Linked DNA regions of Homo sapiens: region 1 is linked to region 2. The links are chromatin loops, found by intact Hi-C in ENCODE. Cell type or tissue: IMR-90. All regions are shown on one strand. Links, peaks and the distances in the headings refer to the core of each region. The heading gives the core; the rest is flanking DNA. Region 1 overlaps RASAL3 (RAS protein activator like 3). Region 2 has its middle 48 kb from the start of CYP4F22.

Evidence for each region. Peaks named below come from ENCODE experiments on the same cell type or tissue, not always from the same donor. Only the 100,000 strongest peaks of a DNase experiment are listed, where the experiment ranks them.
Region 1: it touches region 2 in a loop (3.0-fold over the local background); 55 of 110 quality-filtered maps call a loop at or near these places.

What each region holds. Positions count from the first base shown.
Region 1 is chr19:15,451,716-15,454,615 of GRCh38, forward strand. It overlaps RASAL3 (RAS protein activator like 3), which reads right to left. Exons shown (of 18, transcript NM_022904.3): 13 at 2,646-2,847; 14 at 2,434-2,552; 15 at 1,392-1,782; 16 at 943-1,100; 17 at 330-393; 18 at 1-223. The coding sequence ends at 80. Among named protein-coding and RNA genes, the nearest start is that of WIZ, 3.2 kb to the left of the region's middle. RefSeq lists an enhancer at 671-740. In IMR-90, for the core only: a CTCF peak has its summit at 1,641; no DNase peak of the experiment used is centred there; H3K4me3 peaks cover 646 bases.
Region 2 is chr19:15,554,937-15,557,836 of GRCh38, forward strand. No RefSeq gene overlaps it. Among named protein-coding and RNA genes, the nearest start is that of CYP4F22, 48 kb to the left of the region's middle. RefSeq lists a silencer at 877-936 and an enhancer at 1,397-1,536. In IMR-90, for the core only: CTCF peaks have their summits at 1,074 (motif pointing left) and 1,636 (motif pointing left); DNase peaks (open chromatin) are centred at 1,005 and 1,615; H3K4me3 peaks cover 403 bases.

The DNA.
Region 1 (2,900 bases), core at 265-2,764, 100 kb before region 2:
TAAGGCAAAGTCAGACACCCCCCCTAAGATGGCTATCTCTCTGCTCCCAGACCACGTGTGATGAGGCAGGATGGGCAGCTCAGGTGGTGTCTCCATTGAGGCAGGGTGCTTTGAGGGGCTGGGGTTGACTCCAAGACCCCCGCGTCCTTGGAGAAAGCTGCAGGCTCTGGACAGCATCCCTCAGCTGAGCCTGAGTTCTCTCCATCTCATTTAGGCGGTGCTCCTGGGGAGGCAGTGGTGATGGGGTTCAGAAACCAGGAGAGGGCTGCACCGCAACCCTTGCTCCTCCACCGCCCAGACCTGCCCCAGGGCTCAGATGGCAATCTCACCAGGTTTTTCAGACTGTGCCCTTCATTGCTTGTTAGGTTGTGCTCTGAATCAAACTCTGAGCTCCTGTGGGGGTCGGGGGATTGGGGCGAAGGGCAGAGGCTAAGGAAGTCCCTTCCAGCTCCTGGTGGGAGTGCCAGGGACTCCGGGGGCGGAGCTTGGAGTGGAGGCGGAGCTTGTCCAGACTGAGGGGCGGGGCCTAAATATGCTTGAAGAAGGGTCGGACCAGAGACGGGAATGGTTGGAATGACAGGACCTATCAATCATCCCTTGGAGGTGGGGTTTGGCCAGTCCTGGGTGGGGTCGTGACTGAGCTGGAGGGAGTGCCCAGGCTGAGATATCTCAGTGCCCGGCCCAGCCAGGTTGGGAGGGGCTGATGGAGGGGTGGGGCCTGGATGAGAGAATCTGCCAGGGTCCTAGGCCGACCTTCGTTGGGTGGGTCCACCTGGGGGCGGGGCTTGCCAAGAGGCAGGGCCTGGACAGACTTATTGGGGCGGGGCCAGGGTGGGGCTTGGCCGTGCTAGGCGTGGTTTGGGGGGGGGGGGGAGGGCCTGGTCAGATCTAATTGGATCGGGCCCACCTGGGGGCGGAGCTAATGGAGAGGGCTGGGCTCACCCAGCACGGAGCCTGGAGTCCAGATCCTGCAGCTGGCCCCGCAGCTGCTCCTGCTGCTCCGTCAAGGCCCGGATTTGGGTGCTCAGCGACTCCACGAGGCGGGACAGCACTTTCTGCTCCTCACGCAGAGCGGCCACCTCGCACTGCAGCTCTGCCAACTGTGGTGGGAGAGCAGCTGTAATCTGACCCGTTGTCCCGCCCCTGTGTCTCCCCGGAGACCCTGACCTCCCAGGCCCAAGCGCTCAGCGTCATCACCGGCCTGCCTAGTTGGGGAACATCCCTCCTGCGGTACAGCTGGGGAGACTGAAGCTCAGAGAGGGTCGGGCTAGGCCTGGGGTCACACAGCACAGCGAGCTGGGTACTTGAACCCAGACTTGCCTGGCCCTTCAGTCTTCCCCAGTCGCGTCCCTGTTCCCACTCCCCAGGCGCGGACCTGGGCCTGACCTTACCTTGTTCACAGGTCGGTGCGTGCCCAGTGCCTGGTTTCGGTCTTGCGGCTGGTCCATTTGGCGCTGCCAGGGTACCGACGGCTTCCGAGGCAGCGAGGCGGAGTCCCGGGTCCAAGGCCGGGCGCGGGGCGCTGGTCCCATGCTCAGGGAGCCTTTGGGTCGCGGCCAGGGCCCCGCAGATTGGCGGCGGCGGGCAGGACGCCGGACCGGGACACTCTGCGTGCGCTGCACCGGCCGGGGCCGCCGCAGGGGCCGCTCTTCGTCCGGCCGTGGCCGGGCCCAACTCTCTGAGCGGCGAACGCTGCGCAGAGACTGGCTCTTGGAGATGAGAGGGGTGTGCTTGGGGAGGTCCCGGGGGGCCAGGAAGCCGGGCTTCTCCCCTGCGGAGAGGCTAGGGGTGGGATGGAGGATCTTAGACCCTCCACTGGCCCCTGAGACGACCCCATCCCGACCTGACCAGAAGTGACCTCACCCCCCACGTGAACTTGTCCTTTCTTTTTTTTTTTTGAGACAAGGTCTTGCTCTGTCGCCCAGGCTGGAGTGCAGTGGCTAGATCATAGCTCACTGCAGCCTTGAATTCTGGAGCTCAAGCTATTCCCCAGCCTCAGCCTCCCAAATATCTAGGACTACCAGCACATGCCACTATACCCAGGTAATTTTTTTTTTTTTTGGTAGAGATGGGGTCTCCCTATGTTGCCCAGGCTTGTCTTAAGTTCCTGGCCTCAAGTGATCCTCCTGCCTCAGCCTCCCAAAGTGCTGGGATTACAGGCATGAGCCACTGAGCCTGGCTCCTGTCCTTGACTTCTGACTATAATACTGTCCTCTCTATGACCCTTGACATCTCTCCACCCTAACCTCTCCTCTCATCCCCGACCTCAAACACACTGTGACCTTTGACCCAACCCTTTCTATAACCTGTGATTCCCGTCTGACCCTGGGCTTGACCTCTGCTCACAATGATCCAACTTCACCTCTGACCCCTGTCTGAGCCCTGCTCCTTCCTGTTCCCACCCATCAGACCCCAGACCAGACTTGAGGTTACCTGGAGTGGACCTGGGCCGGGGGCAGTGGGAGACGCATTGGCACTGACACAAGCACAGGCTGGCCCTCCTCAATGGCTCGCAGGATGGTGGGCAGTGGTTCCAGGGTGTCTCGGGTTGTCTGGTGAGGCATGCAGGACAGAGACTGAGCAAAGTCTCCAGGGTCAGAGTCTCCCAAGCCTTCTTGCCTCCCTACTCTGGGTTCAGGCCATACCTGGTCAAGCTCAGCAAAAATTGTACAGAGCTGGGCATGCAGGACAGCTAACTGGAGGGCCAGATCACCACTGCCCTGGTAACCACTGGGGGCAGCATCCACATCCACCATGGCTACCTGGTCCAGGAAGCATTGCATGGCTGGTCCATGTTCCTCCAGGAAGCTATTCATGAAGCCCATGTAGGCCTCCTTCTCACCGAACCTGGATCAGGGCCAGGCTGGGTGGGTCAGGTCAGGCACCTGCCACCCCCACAC
Region 2 (2,900 bases), core at 254-2,753:
CTACAAGACAAAGGATACCTAGCTCAATAAAACAAGTAATTATCCAGTCCCAAAGGCAACAGTTCTGCTAATTAAAAACCATGAACTGGAGAACCAAAACAAACAAAAAAAAAAAAACAAAAAAAAAAAAACAGAAAAGAAAGCAAAACTTTAAGACTGGGTGAGATCTCATGTGTGCGTGTGTGTGTGCGCGCACGCGCGCGCGCGCGTGTGTGTGTGTGTGTGTGTGTGTGTGTGTGTATGGAGTAAGGGCTTAAGGGAGCCCTGGGGGTGGTCTCCAAAGTTAACCTAACAATTATGAGGCCAGGCGTGGTAGCTCACACCTGTAATCCCAGCACTTTGGGACGCCGGGGTGGGCGGATCAGTTGAGGCGAGGAGTTCCAGACCAGCCTGGCCAACATGGTGAAACTCCATCTCTACTTAAAATACAAAAAATTAGGGCAGGGCGCGGTGGCTGACTCCTGTAATCCCAGCACTTTGGGAGGCCGAGGCGGGCGGATCACGAGGTCAGGAGATTGAGATCATCCTGGCTAACACGGTGAAACACTGTCTCTACTAAAAATAAAAAAAAAATCAGACGGGAGTGGTGGCACGCGCCTGTAGTCCCAGCTACTCGGTAGGGCGAGACAGGAGAATCGCTTGAACCCGGGAGACGGAGGTTGCAGTGAGCCAAGATAGTGCCGCTGCACTCCAGCCTGGGTGACAGAGCGAGACTCGGTCTGAAAAACAAAAACAAAACTTTTTTTTTTGATTGAGTGCTTCCTGTGTGCTCTTTCCATATATTCCCATTTAATCCTCATACTGACTTGTAAGATCACTTTTTATTATTCCGTTTAACAGAGGTAGAAACTGAGCCCCCGAATGAAGTGACTTACCCAAGATCATTCGGTGCGGCCTCAGCGCTGGCGCTGAGTCCTCTTCTGCCCCACCCCTCAGGCTCCCAGTCCTGGTCTAGATCCCTAGCCACGTAGCGTAGAAGGGGGCGTCGACGGGGGTTGGGCTAGAGTTGGAGCGGGGAGGAGATGAGCTAAAGCGGGGCTGGCTGTGCGAGAGGCAGTAGCAGCGGCGTGTGTCCTGGGGCGCCCCCCGGTGGCCTGTGCTGGGGTCGTCGGCCGGGATCCCCTGTTCGACGTACTCCGGGGCTGAATGGGAAACAGACAGTCCCAGACCCTACGTGAGCCACCCGGATCTTGCAGGTGCTGCCTCTCCTACACCCCCCTCCCAACCGAGGGTCTCCAAGAGCGCATCCTTTGCCAAACATCTCCTGGGCCCTTTTCGGCGCAACCTCGCCATCCACTAGCAAACGAAGTTAGCCTTGAGATCCGACATATGTGGGCTCAATCTAGGCTCTTCCTTCCTAGGGGCGGCCTTGGGCACGTGACTGTCCCTCTCTGCACCTCGGCTTTTTCTTGTCATGCGAATAGTCCGGTATCATCATGCTTGTAATGCACACTGAGTTTCCGCCAAGGGCCACGAGGGTGAATAAATGAGAATGAGAAGGGGAGGAGTAAGGTCCCTGGGTCCCCGGAGCCCTGTTACACGTACTGCAAGTGTAATTCTCAAAACACCGAAGTCTGGTCCTGTCGCTGGCGGCTGTGGGACCTCCTTCCTCCTGAGTGTGAAGAACGCTCCCTCTGCTGGACAATTTGGAGATCCATTCTCTATTCGTTCAATTTTGTGTCCGTGCACGTTTGAGCGTGCATGTGTGACCGCGTATGTGTTTGGGTGCATTTGGGTAACAGTGTGTGCATGTGTTGTAGTGTGCACACGAGTGTGTGTAAACGTGTATGTGTCGGTGTGACTGTGTGTGCGCATATGGATGGGTGTGTTGGAAGGAGAGGAGAGGAGAACTCCACTCACTGAGTCACTGTAACTATCCACACACACCAGGCTGTGTTCCTGCTCATGGCTGGAGCCACTGTCAGAGCCCTTGCCTCTGTCCCCAGGTCTGACCTGTGCGGTGCAGGCAGGACATTCTGGAGAAATCATGCCCTTGGAGGAAGCTGTCAGTAATGACTGGTGGGTATTGGTGGATAAATACCCCAGCTCCCTCTCTCTGGGGGTGAAGACTCCCTTGTTCTGGGAGGTGCATGTTCTATTCTGTCTCCCTGAGGTACTAGGCAGGGCTGAGCCCTAGCTACCCACAGTGGAAACTTCCTCAATAAAGGTCCCTTTAACTGCTGCTGCCTTCCCTTCCCCATCCCTCTTCTCCATTGCCCTAATTGTGTTTCCAGGGATCACCTCCCAAAGAAACAACAGGCAGTTGAACTCTTGTCTTATGGTCACCCTCCTGATAGAGGATTTGCACTCAACTCCTTGTATTAAGGTCTAGTTCCAGGGAACCCAAATTAAGACACACATGTGTGCTGGTTCCTCCAATCCCCAGAAGCCTGTCAGTGTGCGCTTTTATTTATTTTTTTTACCAACGATGAATGTGAGGCTCAGAGAGGGCAAATCACTTGCCCAAGGTCACACGGCAGTGAGGGAGTGGCAGAGCCTGGCTTTGACTATGGGCTGTCTGACCACAAGCTGGGTGCTCACTCCTCTCCTGACAGCCTCCTCCCTCCTCAAGGACATGGAAGGAGCAGGGAATAAGTTATAAGTGTAAAATTTGAAAGGGAAATTCTTCCGCTTTCTGCTTCTGCTTCTACCTCTGGCCCAGCAGTTTGGTGTGCTCTTTTTTCAGTTTTTAAAAATTAAAAAACGTTCATATATATATGAACGTTTTCCAATGTATATAAAAGCATTTATGCACACGTTACCGGGTTTTTTTTGTTTATTAAAAAAATTTTTTTTTTGGAGACAGGGTCTCACTCTGTCACCCAGGCTGGAGTGCAGTGGCATGATCTCGGCTCACTGCAACCTCTGCCTCCTGGGTTCAAGTGATTCTACTGCCTCAG